Regions from separate parts of the Homo sapiens genome. Here region 1 is linked to region 2. A link is a loop called in an ENCODE intact Hi-C map of the cell type or tissue named here. Cell type or tissue: A673. All regions are shown on one strand. Each heading gives the region's core, and the rest is flanking DNA. Links, peaks and the distances in the headings are about the cores only. Region 1 has its middle 13 kb from the start of KRTAP17-1. Region 2 holds the start of KRTAP4-6 (keratin associated protein 4-6).

Region 1 (12,007 bases), core at 4,831-8,830, 190 kb after region 2:
AGCTGTGGCTCAGGCGTTAACCATTCACTGCCCTCTGTCCTCTGCCTTCAACCCTCAACTTTTTGCCTCTCCACTCCACCATGCTGGGTGGGGAGGGCTGAAGTTAGGGAGCACCCACAGAGGCTCTGATGCTGGCCCTGGGACCCAGGAGTGAGAGTGATGAGGAACTGGCTGCACACATGAGTAGGGCAGCCGGATCTGGCCAGAGAAGCAACACATGCACCCTTTATCTTGGACCCCTCACCCTGGCTCCCTCTGAGTTGCAGGGATGCCCAGCTGGGCTGCCAGCGGACATGGGGCCTCACTATGCTGACATCTACAAAGGCACTGATCGCCTTGGGATTCTGCAGTGAGTCCTCATCCCTTAAAGCACCAATCTCAGCTCAGGGATGGGTTTTGCCCTTAGAAAGGCCTTTCTGAGGCAAGATGTGTCTACCTGGCTCCAGCCAACCTCCTTTTCAGGGCCAGAACTCCTCCCTGGCACCCCTGCAGGTCCAGCCCATGGTCGTTGTTAGGCCAGAGGTGCGTGGCCCATCTAGGGAGCGTGGTTCATCTAGGGAGCGGGTGGGAATGGAGAGAGGGCTAGGTCAGGCCCCTGGGCTCTCAGCAGTTCTGTCTCCAAGTTAGCACAAGAGGAGGGGGGCAGCCTGAGGGTCTGGCCCTGTCCACTTTCTGAGATCCAAGGGTTGTGGCCACAGGGTGAGGGGATGCTTGGCCCAGCCTGGGGGCAGTTGTCCGGCAGATCTCTGAGGGCCCACCTGCCTGTCTTCTTCCCCATTCCCCATGGGGAAGGGCATGGGGAGAATGAGGGCTGTGGCCCTGGGGGAATGGGGGAGAAGATGGGTAGGGCCATGTTCTGGGCGTCTCACGGTGAGACCAGGGAAGCAGCAGAGCTTGTGGCTAAAGGCCCTGGATCTGGTGCTGGGAAGGAATCTGGGGCCAGGTAGGAGCCCAGCCTGGAGCTGATCCCTCGGGGGTCATAGGATAGAGAAACAGAGGATCCCAGGGAAGGTGGGGTGGGAGTGAGCTTATGGGCTGTGCCACTTCTGAAATGCACCCCAAAGGAGCCGATGGTCTGGTGAGGATGACAGAAGGGGTGGAGCCAAAAACACCAACTCACCTGGGACTCGTCAGCAGAGTCCCAGCAGAGGGAGCCGGTCAGTCCCCAAGGCTCTGCGTGGCTTTCCAGAGACTCTGCTTCCAGTTGGCTTGGACAGCACGGTGTGCAGAAAGTGATGGGGGAGACTGACTTAAGGCAGGCGGGACAGTGGGAGAGGACAGTCAGGCGCCCCAATCCCAGCTGCTGCAGTGTCTGGGAGGAGGCTGAGGGCTGACAGCCAAGGGCTCCAAGAGCCAGGTGAGGCTGGAGGTGGGGCAGGGAAGCCATCCTGGCCATCTGTGGGGTCCTCGGTCACCCATGTCACCCTTGGCATCTCCCCAGCAGCCATCGGCAGCCCAATGAGAGAGCAGACAAGGCAGGCATGTGAACAGATCTGGGGAGTATCACTCGGGGGTTCTGACAGGACAAGGATCAAAGAAGGGCCAGGGTGGCTGGGGAAACATTCACCATCTCTGGGTTGACAGGATGGCAGAAATTGGGGAACAAGCAGGGTGGGTGGCTGGAGTGCAGGGAGAGGCAGGTGGATGCCGGGAGGTCAGACCCTGTGAGGGCTTGGGAATGTCGGGTGGGATGGGCCCTGGATGCACCCTGGGTACACCAGGCAAGTCTCAGGCCAGGATCCCTAAACCTCAGCAGGGTGATGTGGTCACTCCCTGAGGGACTCCTGTCAGGGCCCGGCTACCCACCCTGGGTGGCACCTGTCCCGTCTCGGGCTGATTTTTCTCAGCCACCCTGGCCAGGTGACCTCCACTTTTAGTGAAGGCACCTTCCTGTGTCGCCAACTTATCTGGAGCCTTTAGAATGTCTCTGCTGAGGGCCCCACAGAAGCCCAGGACTGAACGGATACCCCCAGGGCTACACAGGTACCCCCAGGCCCCAAATGAGACGCCTTTTATCTCCATCAACAGAGGACATCTTATCCCCCCGTGGCTGCCCTCTGTGGCCTGGAGCCACACCCTCTGGCTCTGATTCTGTGCAACTGACTGTCCCCTCCGTGAGAGTCCTCCTGCCCTCCTGCTGGCCAGGCTCCAGCTGCCCTTGGTGCCCACAGATGGGTCGATGAAGCCCAGATGGCAGCATCTCCCCTTCCCATGTACCCTGGCCCGACCCCACTTCCAGGAGACGACCACGAAACCCAGCACCCACCCAGTTCTTCCCGCCCTCTGTCATGGCCTCAAAGTCAGCCTTGCCTTCCTAGCACCCGGGCCCAGGAGGCCTCCAGGAGCACCTCCGGCCAGGCTCCAGAGGATGTTCCCATCCCTCTTCCCCAGGGCCAAGGCCGCATGGTGGGGTCACCAGGTGGGAGGGTGGGAGGCCCGGTGTTCATGGGCCTTTGCAGCTGCCCAGCAATTCCAGCCGACAGTTCCACATCTTGGGAACAGGCTCTGATTTCATGATGGGCTGGAGGCTTCTCAGGATTCCACAGCCCAAATGGCACAGGGGTCCAGGGGCTCCAAGACCACCAGGAGCATGTGGTACCCACGTCACACCCCAAGACCATGAGGCACTTGGTGAGTTTATGGTCCCCTCGACTCTTCCCTAGAGGCCCAGCATCCCATGGGGCCAGAGGAGTCGGGGGTGCTGGAGCCCCTCGTGGGGCTGGTGAGAGGCTGAGTCCCAGCCAGGGCCTGACCTGGGACGTGGGGTTCTCCATGTACTGGGAGTTGGGTTTCCTTTCCTGCCCTGGAGGAGACAGAGGCACAGGGACAGGGGCCCAGCTCCTGCAGAGCAGGGCTGAGGGCAGTGTGTCCACTGGGAATGCAGGAAGGGGGAAGGTGTTGTGGGGAGCCCTGGACACCACCCAGTACTCTGCACTTGGGGAAGGGTCTTCAGAGGGCCCTAGAAGAAGGAGGTTTTTAGGGCAGGCTAGGGGGCCCTGAGCACCTCTGTTCCTCCTGTCGGGACACGGAAGGGCTATGTGCTCAAGGTTCCTCATTAGCTTGGCTTCTACAGAGGGTGATCAATGGGATAAGGAGGCACAGGGAGACCGTGGCTCAGGGACCCTCCTTGCCCTGCAGTGCTCTACTTCCCCAGCCCAGGGGTCTGGCTCACCCCCAGCCCACAGGAGGCTCAGGCAGGTCCCTGTAGGACACACAAGCAAGGCCCTCTGCCCAAGAGGGGTCATCCCCCAGCAGAGGCCAGGGCTCAGGCCCAGCCTCATGGATAGACTGACCCAGGACCTAACTTGGGAGGGCTCAGGGAAGCCAGACCCAGCCTCCTGGAGGGGTCAGATGACCCTCATGGGGAGGGTCACTGACTCTGGGGGACTGAAGCCCCAGTGGGCCCAGATCCAGCCACCAGCCTCCAGCCTGGACGAGCCAGGGCCTCCCACACCTGTGTCCCCACAGATCTCTCTCGGGCTCACCCTAAGCCTGTGGAGGGTGTATTTGGTAGAAAGGAACAGGTGTTGATGCCAATGGCACGCACTGCCTTCAAGGTTCAGAGGAGTAAGTCCACGTGTGCCCAGTGGGGCCTGGGAAGCTCTGGGGTCAGACCCCGACTGGCCCAAGGGCAGCTTCCTCACACTGTCCCCATGTTTCTCTGCTCCAGCCCAGAAGAAGGTCTGGCCTGGTGAGCAGGGCAGGGCACAGTGATGCCGAGCCCATCCCGCACGTGACCCAGATGAAAGTCGGGAGTGTGGCAAGCACTTCCCTGCCCAGGCCTCCCCCAAACCACAGCCTCCTGTGCACATCTGCACCCCTGTTGTGGCCACAAAATGATCCGGCACCACCCAGTGGGAGACGACAGAGGTGGCAATGGGGTGTCGGCTCTGACGCCTCCCAGGGAACTTTCCTGGCCTGATCCTCACCCTGTCCCTAGAGCACCTCATGAAGGCTTCCAGGTCTGGCCTGTGGGCGCGTTTTCAGGACCAGTTCCCCCAAACCTGGGCCCTGGACAGTGATGCAGTTCTTAGGCACCTTCAGGCCTCTGTGCTCTGTAAGGAAACTACCAGGAAGCATGGGGACCTGCCACCCCCAGGAAGGCTCCAATACCCAGTCCCCCCACCAAGTCACCTTCTGGGGCAGTCAATAGTGGGGGAGTGCCTGTGACCCCAAACCTGGGCCTTCCTCTTACATCTTTTCTTCCTCCTCTTCCTCCTGGATGCTAAGTAAGTGCAGGAGGCCCACCGGTCCTCAGGGCAGGCGCTCAGTGCGTGTGTACTGGTACTCAGTGCTGTGCACACAGGAGGGGGATGTGGGCAAGACCCTCCAACAAACCCCCTCCCACTTTCCATTGTCCTGCCCTCCCCCTCAAATGGCCCTCAAGGGCATTGGAAGAGCCAGGCCTATTTGGGGGAGCCCCCGCCCCTCCCTGCAAGCACTGACAGACTCAGAGAGCAGCAGAGGACCCTCACTCCTGCACACCCTTCCAAGGGTGCCAGAAAAACAAGTCTCGAGCCAGGGAGACAAGGGAATTGGTGTCCCTGACTCCCAGAGCATTCAGGGAGAGGGCACGGGTGGGACCCCTGGCCCAGAGCCAGAGCCAAGAGTTCAGCCAGCTGTGGGAACAGTCAGTCCCGGCATGGACTGGGCAGCCCAGGAGGGCAGAAAGGGCCCTGTGTCCGGGTCCTCTCACCCACTGTGGAGATAGGTCCCCATGTGAGGTGACAAGGGGGCTGGGTGACAACCAAGGCCCCTCCCACCTGAGTTCTGACTAGGGACTGTATCCCAGGCCCAACAGCCCTGGGATGAGGGTGGTAAGGCAGGAAGCCCCCAGCCAGCCTGAACCCTGGGAGGCAGTCCCAGAAGGCAGTCCCAGGAGCCACCTCCCATGCCCATACAGCTTTCCCACCCCAGGCGGCACACACTCCCTCCCTCTGGGATCAGCAGCCTACAGGCGTGTCCTGTCAGGCCACGGGGGCCACACAGAGACCCTGAGGACTCTAGAGACCCAGGCAGGTGGGGCCTGACCCGGAAAGATCTGCATGGGCTCACTGGAGATGCTGACCATATCTGTTTTCCTTTCAGCCAAACCTAAGCAAGGGTCCTCAGCACCCAGGCCTGAGCTGGCTTCACCGTGTGGCAGGAAGACCCTCTGCAAGGGGAGTAGGCAGGCTCCTCCAGGCCCACAAGCCCACTTCCAGCAGTGCATTTGGTCAGCTTCCCCGCCATGGGTGCCTCTTCCTTTCACACCCTGTCCTGTCTTGGTGGGGCTATCCCAGGGTGTGCCCAGACTGGCCCCAGCTCAGGGAGGACCTCGGGTTTCCTGGAGGTACCTGCAGTGGAACTCCCTGCCTCAGCTCCCAATGGACTCGGACGTGGTGAGCCCTTGGTTTCCCCATTATGATTTCGAACAGGGCTGTTGGGCCCGTGTCCCCTCCAAATGTGTCCTGGACAGCCCTGGGACCATGGGACAGACCTAGCCCAGGAAGCCCATGGGGACCTCGACACCAGGCCCTGCCCAGGCCCATCAGGACTAAGAAGGAGATCAGGAGATACCCCCACTGCAACATGGGCACCTGTATCTGGAAGGAACCAGGGTGGCACCCACCAGCTTCCCCGCAGCCCCAGATACCTTGGAAGATCCCATTCAATGGGGAAGCTGGTCCCATCAAGGCCACAAGAGAGAGACGTGAGCACGGCATCCCTGCAGCCCCAGACAGCCAGCAGTATGGACCTGGGGCACAATACCCAGGCCAAGAGTGGCCTGGCCTAGACCCCAGCCCTGGGAAGAGAGGGGTACCAGGGCTGTGGTGGGCTCCCAGCTGCAGTCAGCATGACCATGCAGGGGACCCTGGCACTGCAGAGCTCTGCATTGTCACAATTCACCTTACAGAACCGGGGAGAGATCTCGAAGCCTTGCAGCCACTGCTGCAGCCACAGCAGGTGCCACCACCACGTGCCTTCCAGCTGCCAGTGCAGGCTCTCCTGACAGCAGGGCACCCTGCAGCCCTCACCTCAGCAGCTCAGACTCTGAAGGTATCTGTTGTTCATGTTCCCAGTGCTCCCACCAAAGAGAATTACTACAGAGAATACTCTTGGTCCTGAGGTGGGCAAAACAGCATGCCCTGTGGATGGAGCCGGCTTCTTTCCCAGCCACCATGCTTGCTGGATGGGCCCGCAGAGCAAGTGGCCATGAGACGGGCATGGGGACGGGAGAGGCTCAGCATCCTGCACATGCCCTTACCAAGGCTCACCAGGCTGACACCACTGCTGAGCGCCTTGTCTGTGGAAAACAGATTCACACCCAACCCCTGGGATGGCACCATTTCCCAGAAGGACCAGCTGGCCACCTACTGGCAGGCTGACCACACTGCGGAAGGGGCTGAGATTGGCTTTCACTGCACTGAGCCACAACGTGGACATGCACTTGCCGGCCCTGCAGTGCACACAGCACTGCTTCCGACCAGGGCACCCCATTCACAGCTAGGGACAAGCAGCAGTACACTCCCGAGGCCCCACAACCCAAACAAGCTTCCCATCCTCGTTTTACTTTTTTGTTAAACTTATGAAAATTTATGAAGAAAGTGCACAGCTCTAAAGACATTAACAGATGGAACACATCAGCCCCCAGATCACAAAGCCAACCCAGCCTCTGCGCCCCCAGCCCTGCAACCAGTGTTCTGACTTCTGACAACACCATGAGCCTGCCTTTTGTACTTTACACTCATGGAAGGATAACCACGTCCATGTTTTAAAATAAATGTTTACTTTTGAAATGATTTTAGATATATAGAAAAACTGAAAAGGCATTATAGTGTACTCCGACACCTTCCGTCCAGCTGCCCCTAATAATGACATTTTGCATTACCATGGCACATTTGTCCAAATTAAGAAATTTAGGCCAGGTGTGGTGGCTCACACCTGTAATCCCAGCAGTTTGAGAGGCCAAGGCAGGAGGTTAAGGTTCATTTGAGTCCTGGAGTTTGAGACCAGCCTGGGCAACATAGGTAGACCCTATCCCTGGAGAAAAGTTAAAAAAAAAAAAAAAAAAAAATAAGGAGCCAGGCATGGTGGCGTGTGCCTATAGTCCCACCTAATCAGGAGGCTGAAGCAGGAGGATCGCTTGAGCCCAAGAGATCCAGGAAGCAGTGAGCTATGATCGCACCACTGCATTCCAGCCTGGGCGACAGAATGAGACTTTCTCTCTTAAAAAAAAAATTAAGGAATTTAACATGGGTGCAATCCTGTTAACTGAATAATAATGTTAACTATTATTTAAGGTTATTAATGCTGTCACTATATTAATATGGTGAAATTCATTCAGATTTCACCTGTTTTTGCTTAACTTCTGGTACCTGTCCCAGGATCCCACCTCGGACTCACCTTCTGTCTTTAGGTCATTCCTCCTTAGCTTCCTTCAGAGGTTGCAACCAAACACACACCTTGGCTGAATGGTAGAGCTGATTGCTCCTGGGCTCCAAACCTCTGCAGCATGTTACCATACTGAGTACCATAGGTAGTGGTAACACAATGATGGCTATTTGTGTATCTAAACACAGAAAAGAATGATAAAAATACAGTATAAATGATAAAAAAAAAAAAAAATTGGTACACCTGGCCAGATGTAGTGGTTCATGCCTATAATCCCAGCACTTTGAGAGACCATGCCGGGAGGATCACTTGAGCCCAGAAGTTCTAGACTAGTCTGGGCAACATAAAAAGACCCCATCTCTTTTTAGATATCAATTTTTAGAGATGGTACACCTGTATAGGGCAGCTCCATTATAACCTTATGGGACCACCATTCTATATGCATTCTGGCACGGACTGAAATGTTGCTATCTGACACATGATTGCATAGGTAAGTAATCTAGAGATGATTTAAAGCATATGGGAAGATGTGCTTAGGTTATATGCAAATACTGTACCATTTTATATCAAGACTGGAGCATCTGTGGATTTTGGTATTTGTGGGAGGTGGTGAAACTGATTCCCGACGTACGCAGAGAGACAACTGTAAACATTTCGGACCCCACAGAAGGCTCAATTGCCTGCCCCCTCACCCTCAGGTAAGCTTTCTAAAGTGTTTGTTTCACTTTACCTGCTCATCCGTGAGCCAGAGGGCTCCATCAACAGCTTGGGCTGTCTCAGAAAGACCTGGATTCAATCCCATTCAGCCACTTAGTAGCTGTGTCACTTTGGGCAAATCATGTAACTTCTCTGAACCTCAGTGTCCTCATCTGTAAATTGGGCCGATGGTGACCCTTACTTTGCAGGCCCCCGTGAGGACTAAGTGAGATGAAAGCTGACACCCCAAGTGACACCACTTCTCCCTTCCTCAGACTCAACAGGAAAACGCCTTCACTGCCCAATGCAAAGGCTATGGGGAGGATGAGAGGCTCCAGGGATCCCCTGTCCCAGGAGCATAAACCCTGGATTTTTGCTTCCAGAAATAACCTTCTCTAGGATCAGGATGGTTCTTAACTCCCCAAAGACTGTGAGCCCACCCTAGGCGGCATCTTCAGCAGTGGGGAAGGGGATGCACAGTGCCAGCCTCACCCTGGCCACTGTCTGCCCTCATGACTCAGAGCCCAGCTAGGTCCCCACGCAGAGCAGTGCAGGAACCTACCTTGGTCCCAGGCTCCAGCCATCCCGGCCACCCCCACCTGCCACCACCCTGTCTCCTCCATCCCTCAGCCCCTGCTTGCCTCGTTCACAGCTCAGTGTCCTGACATCTTAGCTCCTTGCATGTCACCGTCGTCTGTCTCCTCAAGGGGAGTGCAGCACAAGGGCAGGAAACTCGGTCAGTCTGTGGATGTGTCTCTGGTGTCAGGCAGAGATTAAAAGCTCCATATATACTTGCCCAGTGTCTGCGTGCATTCCAAAGCAAGAGACAGCTTTGGAAATGAGAAGAGACCCTCCTGAGGTGAGAGTCCTTAGTTGGCATTTCCCAAGTATTCTCGGCATGCCAGGCACTGAGCTGGACCCATGGACATGTGAGCTCTGGACCCTGTGGGTGCTGTCACTCATGTACAGGTGGGTCCGCCTGGACCTGGTGCAGTCACATAGCTCCCTGATAGCTAAGCTGAAATTGGAACCCGTTCAGTTTGGCTCTTGCTCTGCTCAATGGCTCCCCAGCTGCTCCAAGGGAGAGCTGAAGCCTTGCAGTGGCCTCAGGTCATTGAACCTGGGCCTTCTCTCCCTGAGCTATCTCCTGCTCTCCCCTAGCTCACACCAGGCCAGATGCAGGCTTCCCCTCTGGGCCTCAGGCATGCCAATCATGCTCCTGCCTCAGGGCCTTTGCACAAGCCATTCCCGCTGCCTGGAATGCTCTCTGCCTAGAAAACTGCTTGGCTGACCCATCACCTCCTACAAACCTTGCTCAAACCTTGCTTCATCAATGAGGACAACCCTGGCCATGCATCTAGAAGGGGCCCAGCACAGGGTATGTGCTCAATACACAGATGAAGAAAGAAGGGATGGAGAAGAGGGAGGTGGAGGAAGGGCAGAATGCCCATGGCCATTTTTATTCCAGTGATAACAGGTAGCAATGAATACCTAAGGGCAACGCGGATGGGGCAAAATGAAAGATCACAAAAGGCCAACATGAGCAGGTTGGGAGAGTGCAGCTCTACTCATCTGCCCTGATGCAGATTTGGGGACTCCAGATGTGTCACCTCTGGGCAGCCCCTTCTCGGCCCCCTCCCCACTGAGCTCTTCTTCCACCTCCAAGCCTGGCCCATCCTCCAGGGATCCAGGACAATATAGGAGACAGCTGTTTATCTCCCAGAACACTGGGAAAGGCTGTGGGTGGGTAAGATGCTCAGCGGCCCTTGAAACTCATCTCAGTTTTGCTCCAAATGTGCAGCCCTGCCACTCCTGTGAACAGGAAGAGCACTGGAATGAGAATCAAGACACTGGGCCCTATTCCTCTTGACATCTGAATATCTTCCCCATCCCAGCATTTCCCAGGGGCCTGGGAGAGGGACAGTTGTCTCATGTATTGTCCTGCTTTGTCTGTGTATTGAGCACATACTCTGTGCTGGATGCCTTCTAGATGCGTGGCCGGGGTTGTAGTCCTCATTGACGAGGCAAGGTTCGAGCAATGTTTGCAGGAGGTGGTGGGTCACCCAAGCAGATATCTTGGCAGAGAGCATTCCAGGCAGTGGGAATGGCTCATGCAAAGGCCCTGAGGCAGGAGCATGACCGGCATGCCTGAGGCCCAGAGGGGAAGCCTGCATCTGTCCTGGTGTGAGCAGAGGCAAGCAGCAGAGAGCTCAGGGACAGAAGTCCCAGGTTCAATGGCTGAGGCTGTTGCAAGGCTCTAGCTGTCACTCAGAGCAGCCAGGGAGCCAGCAGAGGGTCCTAGCCAGAAGTGGGTTCAGCTGCGGCTCAGGTGTTAACAGGCCACACCACACCAGCAGGGAGGAGAGGGGGGCCAGCTGGCTGGTCCAGGTAAGTAATGAAGGGTGCTCAAACTAGGTGGGAGAAGGCAGATGGTGAGTAGAGTCACCTCAGGATCATTGTGAGGATGTCACCTACATGATTTGCTCATGGACTTAATGGGGATGGGGTCTGGAGGGAAAAGGAGAGACCAGTCCACAGGCCCCATGAGCCATATAGAAGCCAGACTGAATGGGTTTTAATTTCAACTCAGCTAGCAGGGAGCTATGTGACTGCACAGGAGCCGATGCAAACTGGACAGACAGGGACATCCTCCCTGGACTACTGTCCCACTCATCCATCCATTCATCCATTGGCCCACCTCTAGTACTGTCCCAACTACAGCCCTAGCAAGCGGAGACAACAAAAAGACCAGTTTTCCAGCTTTGTGGTCTTGGAAGAAGTTGCTACCAGTATGAGGAGAGACAATCAGTTTCCTCCAGGATCCAGAGAGCATATCAGCCAGCCTGAGGGTCAGGAAAGGAGGTCGGCCTCTCCACCAGCTAGACAGGCCTGCAGTAGGATGGGGCTGGGGCTGGCCATGCAGATCACTTGGGCCTCATGAGGGGAAAAGAAAGACCAGGGGGCAGAGGAGGAGCATGGGGGCAGCTGGTGGCCTCAGAAGAAGGCACCTCAGAGAAGGGGTCTGTCTTAGTTTGTTTTGTTTTCACACTGCTATGAAGAAATACCTGAGACTGGGTAATTTATCAAGGAAAGAGGTTGAATTGACTCACAGTTCAGAAAGCTTGCAATCATGGTGGAAGGCGAAGGGGAAGCGGGCATCTTCTTCACAAGGCAGCAGGAGGGAGTGAGAAAACGAGGAAGTGCCATGCTTTAAAACCATCTGCTCTCCTGAGAACTCACTCACTATCAGGGGAACAGCATGGGGGAACCCAGCCCCCTATAATACAATCACCTCCCATGAGGTTCCTCCCTTGACACATGGGGATTACAGCTCAAAATGAGATTTGGGTGGGGACACAGAGCCAAACCTATCAGTGTCTCACGTCTTGCAGCTCCCCTGGGGCTAAAGCTGAATGCAGATCTGCTGACCCTGATCTACAGCTTGCGGAAGCTCTGCCTGTGTGCCCCCATCTGCTGCTTCCTAGGGTTGGGGCCTGCTTCCTCAAAAGGAGAGTGGATCTGTTCTCCTGCCAGCCCCCCACAGGGCCTTGTGGAGCCCTGGCCATGTCCTCCCAAGGTGAGGTCATAAAACTGGGCTCCTTGCCCTTCTTGTTGCTTGGGTGACAAGCCTCGGGTCATCCCTAGGTCCTGTCACTGCTCCTGCTTCTAAAAGGAGAGCATTTTGCCAAATCTTCCTGGGAGAGGCTGGGGGCTCATCCCTGTTATTTGTTCTAGCTTGGTAAAATGAGGTTAAGACATCTAGGCAAGCAGACAATAGAGGGGCACCCAGGAAGGGTGGGTGGCGGGTGCTGGCATTTGGGCTTGCCTGGACCTTGTGGGGAGGGGGAAAGGTTACCAGGAGGCAGCACTGTCAGTCAGGGCTAAAGTCAGGAAGTGGGGGGAGTGGGGGCAGAGTGTGGCTGGCTTGCGGGGGGGC
Region 2 (11,917 bases), core at 7,918-11,917:
AAATCGGGGGGTTGGGGGCAAGGGGAGGGAGAGCATTAGGACAAATACCTAATGCATGTGGGGCTTAAAACCTAGATGATGGGCAGGGTGCAGTGGCTCATGCCTGTAATCCCAGCACTTTGGGAGGCTGAGATGGGCAGATCACGAGGTCAGGAGATCGAGATCATCCTGGCAAACATGGTGAAACCCCGTCTGTACCAAAAATACAAAAATTATCTGGGCATGGCTGTGTGCACCTATAGTCCCAGCCACTTGGGAGGCTGAAGCGGGAGAACTGCTTGAACCCAGGAAGTGGAGGTTGCGGTGAGCTGAGATCGGGCCACTGCACTCCAGCCTGGTGATAGAGCAAGACTCTGTCTCAAAAAAAAAAAAAAAAAAACACCTAGGCGATGGGTTGATGAGTGCAGCAAACCACCATGGCACGTGTATACCTATGTAACAAACCTGCACGTTCTGCACATGTATCTCAGAACTTAAAGTATATTAAATAAAAATTTAAAAATGAAAATCATAATGAAGAAATGGAATATAGAAAATGACTGATTTGGAAAAGAACAATGTAGAATTACCCTTTGTTGGGACCATCCTTCCTATCACTTTCCTTTTACTTGAAGCCTTTCTTTTGTTTTTTGTTTTTGTTTTTATTTTTATTTTTTGAAACAGAGTCTTGCTCTGTCGCCCAGCCTGGAGTGCAGTAGTGCAATCTCAGCTCACTGCAACCTCTGCCTCCTGGGTTCAAGCAATCCTTCCACCTCAGTCTCCTGAGTAGCTGGGATTACAGGCGCCTGCCACCATGCCCAGCTAAGTTTTGTATTTTTACTAGAGATGGGGTTTCTCCATGTTGGTCAGGCTGGTCTCCAACTCCTGACCTCAAAGTGACCCACCCACCTCGGCCTCCCAAACTGCTGGGATTACAGACGTTAGCCACAGCTCCTGGCCTAGTCTTTTTCTTTTGGCAAAGTTTTCTGTTAACCTATTCTCTCATTTCTGTTTTCCTGAAAATAACTTAATTTCATTATCTTTTTTGTTTCTCTGGGCATATAATTCTCTATCGGCAGTGTTTCCCTTCACAAGATGTCTCTTCATCGTCTTCTCACTTCCATTATTTCAGTTGAGTTTTAGGCTTCCTGTTCTTTTTGTAAAAGTGTATGTTGTTTTTTCCCCTGTTGCTTTTACTTATTTTATTATTTTATTATAAAATTATATATATATAATTTAAGGTGTACAATACAATGTTTTGATATACATTGTAAAATGATTACTAAAGGCAAGATAATCAACATATTCATTGCCTCACATAGTTAGTTGCCTTTGTGTGTGTGTGTGTGTGCATGTGTGTGTGTGTGAAAACACTTAACATCTACTCTCTTAGCAAGTTTCAAGCATACAGTACAGTATTATTAACTGTAGTCACCATGCTGTACATTAAATTTTTAGAATTTATTCATTCTACATAACTGGAACCTTGTACCCTTTGACAGATATCTTCTAATTTCCCTCACCTTCCTGCCCCTAATAACCACCATTCTACTCTCTGCTTTTGTGAGTTTCACTTTTTTTAAGGTTCCACATATAAGTGACATCATGCAGTACTTTTCCTTCCGTGTTTGCCTTATTTCACTTAACATAGTATCCTCCAGGCTCATCCATCTTGTCACAAATGGCAGAATTTCCTTTTTTAAAGCTGAATAATATTTCTTTATATGTATGCTTTAACATATATTAATATTATTATATATGATGTGTGTGTGTATGTGTGTGTGTGTGTGTATATATATGTGTGTATATATATATATATATATCTCCATTCATCCTTTAATGGACACATACTGAATCCATATCCTGGCTATTGAGAATAATGTTGCAGTAAACATGAGGTGCAGATAACTCCAGGATACTGATTTTTTACCTTCAGATATATACCTAGAAGTGGAATTGCTAGATTTTATATGGCAGACCTATTGTAATTTTCAAAGAAACTTCCATACTGTTTTCTATAATGGCTGTATCCATTTCTTGTTACGTTTATGATTTTCTTTTTATCTTTGGTTTTCAACAACTTTCCTTGATGTGCCTACATGTTGTTTTTCTTTTTATTCACTCTGCTTGGGTTCAGAGATGTTCTAGAATCTGTGACTGGAGGTCTGTCATCAATTGTCTCAAATTGCCATCCAGTATCTCTTTGTTTATAACTTCTCCATTCTCTCTTCTCTCTTTCTGGGACTCCAATTTACATGTATGTTAGACTTTTCACTATGCTCCAAGTGTGTCTTATGCTATTTTCTCCATTTTAAAACTTTTCTTCTCTCTGCATTCCAATGTGAATATTTTCTACTTCCATTTTGCTGTTCCTCTCTCCTGTCTAATCTTCTGTTAAGCTTATTTATTGAATTCTTAATTTCAGTTTTTGAGTTTTTTGGTTCTAGAATTTTTACTGAACTTTTTAAAAATAGATTCTACTTCTTTAATAAAATTTACATTTTTAATCTATTATTTCAAACATATTAATTGTAAGTATTCTAAAGTCAGTGTTAGTACCTGTATATAGATCATCCTTGGCTCTGTTTCTATTTTCTTTTTTCTTCTTGATTTTGCTCATTTAGTCATTTTTTTCTGGCATACTTGGTAATTTTTTTAATTGAATGCCAGAAATTCAGGAATTATATATGAAAAACTAGAGGCTGGAGGTGATCTTGTCTTTCAGCTGAAGGAATTTAATTTTTTTCTGAGACCATGGTCTCTCAAATACTGCCTGCATAAGTCAACTCCCAATGCTCATAAACAACTGTTTTCTTAGTTTTGTCTAATTGTCAGAGTCATTCCTACTGAGAGGTTGAATCTTCTATCAGTTACTTTGTCACAACTGGAAGTGGAATTCTGTTTTTTAATTTTTTTAATTATACTTTATGTTCTAGGGTACATGTGCACAACGTGCAAGCTTGTTACATAGGTATACATGTGCCATGTTGGTTTGCTGCACCCATCAACTCATCATTTACATTAGGTATTTCTCCTAATACTATCTCTCCCCCAGCCCCCCACCCCCCAACAGGCCCTGGTGTGTGATGTTCCCCACCCTGTGTGTGATGTTCCCTGCCCTGTGTCCAAGTGTTCTCATTGTTCAATTCCTACCTGTGAGTGTCCTTTACTTTTTCAAGTGACCACTCTTTCCTTCATCGGGATTTTGGACCTTGCACTCTGCTAGTTGTTGTCTTACTTCTCTGGTGATTCCTTTCCAGTCTCCTGTGGTTTCTGTTGCTTTGTTTTCAACTTACAAGTGATGGAGTGTCCCACAGCTCAGGGCATAGATGTCTTATTCTCAGACACTTATTCCCTATGACCAGGAAGCCACATTCAGTCCCACGGCATTCAAAGTCCCATTTCATATGCTGAGACCAACTGGAGGTTCATTTAATTTTCACCTACTTTCTCTGACCCATTAGGAGTTGTGTGCTGTAAGTGGTGTGAAGGAATAATGCCCCTACACAGTCTAAATTATTGTTCGTTCATGTAGTAGAACCTATGGAAGTTAAAGATTCATGATTCAATACCACTACATTATTTACTGGACCTTTAACTCCTAGAATATGTATTTAGTACAGAACTTTCTAAATGTTTCTCCTGCTTTTACTAGCTTGAATTGACATAAAATTTATTTTCACCATTTTCCCCCTAGGATGGAGTTTATAGGCCATATTCTGGGTTTAACTAAGAACCAAACTATTCCGTTAGTTGGTTTCTTCTAAGTCCCCATATTTCTCTATGAAAATTCATTTTTGTAGAATTTATTGACCAAGACCATGTGCCCCAAGACCATGCTATTAAATACACACCACAGAAAAGTCATTAAGGTAGGAAAAATACTAAAATTTGAGTATTTTACATTTTCTGCAATTCCCCAACTTCTCAGAAGATTGATTTTCCCTAAAGGTAATTATTTTGTTGTTAATGGATGGAGATGAAATTAAAGCAGCTGAGAGTGTGATAAATTGAATTACACGAGAGATGGATAAACCTTAAAGAGTAGCCTCTGGTTTTACAAGAATGGGATAAAAGAGATAAGGGCAGAACAAGATGACAGGATCGGGGGCCATGGGTGGAGGAGGGAAACGGAAAAATAAAGCAAATAAGAGAGGAGTGAGATTGTAGGGAAAGATACACTTTCAAAAATATTTAAGAAAATTTAGCTGTGGGATATAACCCTTCTCCATATTCATAAAAAAACTTAACTTAAAATCTTTATTTTTTTCAATACTTTTGGAAACATCCATGTATTGCCTTTTTTTTAGGTCATTACATGTTGCAATTTTCTTGAAGGTGAGAGCAAGAATAGGATTCGTTCAGTTGTGTTTTGGGTGGAATTTCTCAGGAACTAAGGACAATCATTACAAAGCAACACAAAAAGAACATTGTATTTCTATGCGACAAAAGTGGAGTTTTATTCAGAAGCAGCAAAAATAAGATACAGAAACATTGCTGTAAAAGGAAATACAGGGTGAAACAATCAGACTTTCAAATCTGAGAGTGAGACAACCTTGCCCCGAGTTACCCTGCAAGAATTTCCATGTTTGGGACAGAAGAACTTGGTATCCATAAATACAAATATAAGGTATAAAATTTGGTAAATTCTATTAATTTCTTTCTGTAAATAATATCTAATTTCACACTTGGGTCAACATGGGGAACATATATTCTAGATGTATAGCCAGGACATATATCCTAGATATATGTCCAGGATATGGAAACACAGTTGGTGGGAATGGCCTCTTCTGAGTTGTTTATGAGATGCACAAGGTCTGCTTCTGTGAGGAGTGAGCTGAAGGGGAGGAGATAGTTTCAGGCAAGGAGCTCAGCAGCAAGAGGAGGCACAGCACAAGGGACGGGGGCAGGTGGAAATGACACAGGTTGGGCGATAGCAAGTGGTGTGGCAGGAGACTCGGCCACAGACTGGACGCAGGCAGCAGCAGGGGCGGCAGCAGCACGGGCGGCAGCAGCTGGATTCACAGCAAGAGGGGCGGCAGCAGCTGGAGATGCAGCAGCTGGGACGGCAGCAGGTTGGCTGGCAGCACACAGACTGGCAGCACTGGGACCTGCAGCACCTGGACACACAGCAGCTGGGGCGACAGCAGCTGGAGATGCTGCAGCTGGGACGGCAGCAAGTGGGCTGGCAGCACACAGACTGGCAGCACTGGGGTCTGCAGCAGCTGGATACACAGCAGCTAGGGCGGCAGCAGGTGGTCCTGCAGCAGGTGGTCTGACAGCAGCTGGGACAGCAGCTGGGACGGCAGCAGGTGGGCTGGCAGCACACAGACTGGCAGCACTGGGGTCTGCAGCAGCTGGACACACAGCAGCTGGGGCGGCAGCAGGTGGTCCTGCAGCAGGTGGTCTGACAGCAGCTGGGGCGGCAGCAGGTCTCCAGGCCACAGCCCTGGTCAGAGCAGACGGAACCACAACAGGAGCTGACCATGGTGTCAGAGGGTAAAGGTTCTGGGTGGGTTTCCAAGAGAGTGAGTTTCGTGAGTTTGGGAGTCTCCTTGCTGCATGTCCCCTTTTATACCCAGCTGAGGAGCCTTTGTGATTATGAGAAGATTGTTTCCTTGTTTTTGTTTATATGACACAAATGCAATTACTAAATTATATTGTGTTTTTCTAGTAAAAAATCCCAATATATAGAAAATGATTATTTCCCTTTTCTCACCCTGGTGTTCCCACATGAGTCACCTCTTGTTTTCCTTTCCTTGGTTTCAGTGTCACATGACTTCAGTCTCTGGGTATCATGTGACATGGGAGGGCCACTGTCACTTGTCTGTTTCTCATCATGATATCGTTTTGGGAGAGCTTCTGATTGGGCTAAGATCTCTAGTGGAGAAATGCATGTGTCAATCAGCTGGAATGCTGACAGGAAAAAAAGAAAATATGCTCCTGTTTTTGAGTGTGAGAAATAAGGAAGCTTATGATTCATTGTATGTATTCTGGGTGGCCATTGAGCTAACTAAATTCCTAGGTCATTGCAAGCTGTGTTAATTCTCATCACTCTGGTGCACCTTGAAACAGTTAGTAGTGACTCACTGTTTCTAAGGAACAAAGCATCATCTGGGCTTGAGCTGCGTCTGTCTTCAAAAGTGTCCTACAGGCTGAAGTAGAGTAATGTGGATCATAGTTTTTGATCTGCCTTTTGAAATATCAAATGTGTAATGGTTATGCTTTATTGACATTTTGTTAAAATCTTTTTCATACATTTTGAGCTAAAACATCTAGCAGGGTTTTTTTTTAGTATCACTTATTTCTAAGATTTTTTAAGAAGCATTGAGAGGAATATAAAAGATATATTCTTTAACTTACAGGTACTTATGTAACTGTGGACCTCAATTTTAAAAATCACCCACTTTCTCTTCCTTTCCTCCCCTCTCACCTCTTCATTCCTTCCCTCTGCACACTCCCTTCTGGCAATACTATCTAATATCTTATCTAATTATATTCTTGCTTAAGAAATTCCAGAGGCTAATCTTGAAACAAACCAGGCACAGAGCCCTGAGGAATCCTCTCACTTAGGGGGAATCTTGAACAATTAATCCACCACCATTGGGCTGAAGTCAAAATAATGCCTCCCAAACCTCTGGACACCCAAGATAGCCATTGGAACAAGACATGCAGACTCAGCACCCTGCACCACCCCTGCATGTCTCCCATGCCAAGTTTCCCTTTCAAAACCCTATGGCAAATTTTAAAATTTAAGATGGCACTTTAGAATGCTAGTTCACTAGCTAAAGGATGTCAGTGAGATATATCTTGGGGTGAAATGTTTTTATTTCCTTCACTTAGCATTCTTCTAGTTATTCATTACCAGTTAGTTCAAATGCCATTTTTCTCCAATATCTTTCTTGGCCTCACACAAAGCAAGGTTATCCTCTGGTTTACTGGCTCTCCAACTAGAACTAACTTTCCTTTCACCAGCCCTTGCCTCTTATGTGTTGGCTTTCCAGCAGCAAGCAGCTGAACCTGGGTCCAGTTACATTTACACAGAAATTGCATTCATAACAAGTTTTTATTTTATTTATTTATGTATTTATTTTTTGAGATGGAGTTTCACTCTTATTGCCCAGGCTGGAGTGCAGTGGCACCATCTCAGCTCACTGCAACCTCTGCTTTCCAGGTTCAAGTAATTCTTCCGCCTCAGCCTCCCAAGTAGCTGGGATTACAGCCATGTGTCACCACGCCCGTCTAATTTTGTATTTTTAGTAGAGATGGGGTTTCACCATGTTGTCCAGGCTGATTTCAAACTCCTGACCTCAGGTGATCCACCCACCTTGGCCTCCCAAAGTGCTGGGATTATAGGAGAGAGCCACTGTGCCCGGCCCATAAAGAGTTTTTAAATAAAATCCTCACATGATCATGGTTCTAAATAAAGGGTCTTCTTTAGTGCCGTGGACATTCAGGGAAAAGCAATTATTCAAGGAAAGAACAAATTACCTTCACAATATTTTCTCTTCCTGGGAATGAAGGGATGTCTCTTGTGAACTTATGTGGGGCCTGAGGAACCTGGAGATCTCTGCCCTAGTGGAGTTTGTATTCTAGAAGGAGCTGATAGACACATGAATTTCCAATGGAGAATGAGATGATAGAGCCCATGTGTAAATAAGGCACCACAGAAGTGCAATGGAGGAAGGATTTTCCTCACTGAAAAATCACTGACTTGAGGCGGATTGATTAGTAGGAGAAAAGGCATACACATTTATCTAACAAGTATACCCAAGAGCCTTCAGAATGAAAACTCAACCCCTCAATAAGGTACAGAAGCTTATACAACATCTTGAGGTCCCAGAAAGAATGAGGGCTCAGAGCATGGCCAAAAACAGGAAACAGGTTTTAGTGGCAAGGCAGGTGTATTGGTCCATTCTCATGCTACTATGAAGAAATACCCAAGACTGGGTAATTTACAAAGGAAAGAGGTTTAATTGACTCACAGTTCACCATGGCTGGGGAAGCCTCAGGAAACTTACAATCATGGCAGAAGGGGAGGCAAACACATCCTTCTTCACATCGTGGGAGCAAGGAGAAGTGCAGAGGAGAAGGAAGATAAGCCCCTTATAAAACCCTTAAATCTCATGAGAACTCACTATCACATGAAGGTAACCGACCCCATGATTAAATTGCCTCCCCCTGTGTCCTTCCCATGACACGTGGGGATTATGAGAACTACAATTCAAGATGAGATTTGGGTGGGGACACAAAGCCTAACCATATCAACAGGTTATGGGAGGGAGAAAGAAAGAGGCTTGGCCAGCAAAGGGGGTCTTGTTATGTGGATGAAATCTCACAGGTAGCAACTCTCAGAGAAAAGAGATGGTAAATGATTTTTTTCAGAACTCTAAGGGTGTCAGACAGTCAGTTATTCTCTTCTAGATCCAGGAAAGGCCTATAATGAGAAGGCCTGACTGCATTAATGGAGATTCTCTACAGATGCAAATTTCCTTCACAAAAGACAGCTTTGCAGGGCCACTTTAGTCTGCTGGTCATGTGGCAGCCATCTTAAAATATGTCAAAAAATATATTTTGGGGTAAAATATTTTTTATTTTCTTAATTTAGCATTCTTCTATTTGTTTTTTACTGTCCAAATGCCATTTTTCTCCAATATCTTTCTTGTTCTCACACAAAGCAAGGTCCTTCCTCCACTGCACATCTGTTGTGCCTTATATATGCACAGCCTCTACCATCTGATTCTCTCTCAGAAATTCATTTGTCTATTGGCACCTTCTAAAATACAAACTCCATTAGGGCATAGACTATGATCTATTCATCTTTATATAACAGAACCTGAAACATATGTTTAATGGATGAAGATTTTGTCAAGGCTTTCAAGGGTCACACTGACCTTTGAGAATACAAACCATTCAAATAGGTGGAGAGAAAGGGGATATAAAAGGAGCACATAATTGAGATTGGGCATGACCCTGGCTTGTGATGGTGAAAGTGATATGCTGAAAGGTCTGTTTTGAGAAGTAATGAGAGAAGTTGGGATTGATAGCATGAGGGAGAAATTGTGGGTACCCTCAAATCCTGGAAGAAATGGTAGGGAGCTATGAAAAGCCTTCAGGAAGGAATGTTAGGTGATATTGTAACCGCCCAGTGGGTTCATTTTTCTTGCTGTTATAATTTTGGCAAAAGTGCTTTCAAAATATATGCTATGCACAATGTATTTTAATTTTTGATCTGCCTTTAGAAATGACAAAACACTCCTGGATTTCTGGGAAGAGATGCCATTAAAAAATTGAAGTGAGGCTGGACGTGGTGGCTCACACCTGTAATCCCAGCACTTTGGGAGGCCGAGGCAGGTGGATCACAAGGTCAGGAGATCAAGACCATCCTGGGTAACATGGTGAAATCCTGTCTCTATTAAAAATACAAAAAAATTAGCTGGGCATGGTGGTGAGCGCCTGTAGTCCCAGCTACTTGGGAGGTTGAAGCAGAAAAATGGCATGAACCTGGGAGGCGGAGCTTGTGGTGAGCAGAGATCATGCCACTGCACCCCAGCCTGGGCAACAGAGTGAGACTCCATCTCAAAAACAAGAGAAAAGAAAAGAAAAGAAAAAAGTTGAAGTAAGACAGTAAAATTTGAACTCTCAGCATCAGGTGATGGCCGTGAGCATAACAAAGATAAATTATTCTCTTTATTATGAAATAATAAATTTATTTATGAAATAACTAAATTCTTTCTTTGAAATAATCAGTAGAGACTTGGAACAAATTGAAAATAGAGGTATAAGAAGGGTTCTTCCTAAAAGTTATAAAAGATATTTCAATTGAACTAATTGTTTACATATTCTATAATTTTCTATATATGTAATTTATACCCCCTACCTACTTAAAGCCAATAATTAAAGTTTTTAAAGGATAAATAAATAAGAAAGGATAAGATGTGCCTAAAAAAGAAGAACTTAAAAAGAATAAGCCATTTAGAGATAAGGAAGAAATATTTACATTAAAAGACTAGAATGGAATCGTTGGCACAATTATGCACTAACTACACTTGTTCTTTTCAGAAACTTAAGCAAAATAAAAACCCAATGTTTTATGGAATTCCTGTCCCTCCCTCCCTTCCTTCCTTCCTTCCTTCCTTCCTTCCTTCCTTCCTTCCTTCCTTCCTTTCTTTCTTTCCTTTCTTTCTTTCCTTCCTTCCTTCCTTCCTTCTTTTTTCTTTCTTTCTTTCTTTTTCTTTCTTCTCTAAATATTGTATACTGAGAATTTTGCTGGATGCTGGAATAACAAAATAACAAACGACATGTTTTGCAATTGTTCTACTGTTTTACATATATTCGCTCAATTACTAGTCCCAACAATCCAGTATGGTAAATTCTATTATAATCCTCCCTTCACAGATGAGAAACTTAAGGCACAGGTGGGATTCAAGCCAGTAAGCAGGGGAAATGTAATTTTATTTCAGCCAGCCCAGCACTGGGTCCATGTTTTTAATCACTATACACACAACCTCTCTGCAAAATCAGATATGAAAGGAATTTTCTCTATCCTCATGTTGCTTTTGATGCAGTAAAATTTATGAATTTTTTTCTTTGACAGCTCCTGGGTATGTGTCATATTTTAAAAGGCCTTTCCAGTTATAAATTTACATAAGCATTATCCCATAATTTCTGTTAACTTCAAGGTTTCATGTTTTATATTTTAAAATATTTTACCTACTAGGAATTTATACAGATAAAAATATGAGGTTTAAATGTTTTATAATCAGATGTGACCAAGGCTCAACATCATTTATTAAATAATACATCTTTCCATTACTGAGTTAAAGTGCCACCTTTTCATATAATAAATTCTTTTGTGTACGTTAGTCTATTTCTGGACTTGATTTTCAATTCACTAATGATTTTTCATGTGCTAGTATCACAGTCATCAATGTATGGTATTAACATGCTTCTAATGGTTATCAAGTTCAAGTCTGCCTTGATAGGTTATGGCAATATGCTAGTGAACTCATATATCTGTGTTGCAAAATTGTATATGTATACTGCGTTCCTTGCCATGAAAATGTGAATTGCACCTGTCTGGGCTCTGAAACTGGCATCGAAAAGAATACACTAGCTGAGTCTGCAGTGGCGTATGAGTCTTACTAGGTTTGTTGAGTTTCCTGTAAAATTCTGACTTAGGTGGTGCAGCTGAAACAATTGGTGGAACCAACTTGTTTAATCACCAAGCTTGTTGATTAACCTCTTCCTTACTCACTGGCCAGATGGGACTGTTATAAGGGAGTTCATGGGAATTAAAACTCTTATTTCAGTTACTTCTTTAATCAAAACAGGCATCTATTGTTGCCTTTCTGGAGTTCTATCTTGCTTAGTTTTACTAGCTAGAAAGGCTTGAGCAATTCCAAAGCTATATATTTAGCATGGGCAAATAGTACTGAGAGACTTTGAAGTGAATGAAACATCAACTAAGTCAATGTTTCATTCACTTAAAATCCATCTCTACTGTGCATTTAGATAAAGCTGATGTGACCACAGAATAATAACTGCAGTCACACTTTCCCATTCATAAATTTATGTCTACCTTGGGTTTCACCACAATGTCTTCCATATCATCTTTGGACCCTTCAGAGCACCATAACTCTCTCCAAAGCCAATGACTGTACTTGAGTGTCTGTGCATACTTATTCTAAGAAGTTTCGCATGCCACCCTTGGGACATTTCACCCAAATTATTGCATAGGCCTTCAGACCCGGGGTACCTGCTCCTTGTTATTGTGAGCCCTGGGTACTGAGCTTTCCCTTGTTGCTTTCCCTGAACTCTAGCTACACCTTTGCAAATAGTCTCTTTATTACGCAGATACACTGTGTCATCTCATTCCTGCTGTGGCCCAGTTCTTGTGGACACAGGAAATTACAAGCCTCATATACTTTAATACTGA

Evidence for each region. A loop is a pair of places that touch in the nucleus more often than their neighbours do. Peaks named below come from ENCODE experiments on the same cell type or tissue, not always from the same donor. Only the 100,000 strongest peaks of a DNase experiment are listed, where the experiment ranks them.
Region 1: it touches region 2 in a loop (6-fold over the local background); 2 of 110 quality-filtered maps call a loop at or near these places.

What each region holds. Positions count from the first base shown.
Region 1 is chr17:41,323,162-41,335,168 of GRCh38, forward strand. It overlaps the pseudogene TBC1D3P7. Among named protein-coding and RNA genes, the nearest start is that of KRTAP17-1, 13 kb to the left of the region's middle. RefSeq lists an enhancer at 6,380-6,949. In A673, for the core only: a CTCF peak has its summit at 6,362 (motif pointing left); a DNase peak (open chromatin) is centred at 6,330.
Region 2 is chr17:41,135,021-41,146,937 of GRCh38, forward strand. KRTAP4-6 (keratin associated protein 4-6) reads right to left here and starts at 5,524. Exons shown (of 1, transcript NM_030976.2): 1 at 4,413-5,524. The coding sequence starts at 5,467. The coding sequence ends at 4,850. RefSeq lists an enhancer at 4,656-5,168 and a silencer at 9,260-9,362. In A673, for the core only: no CTCF peak of the experiment used is centred there; DNase peaks (open chromatin) are centred at 10,031 and 10,351; H3K27ac peaks cover 2,966 bases.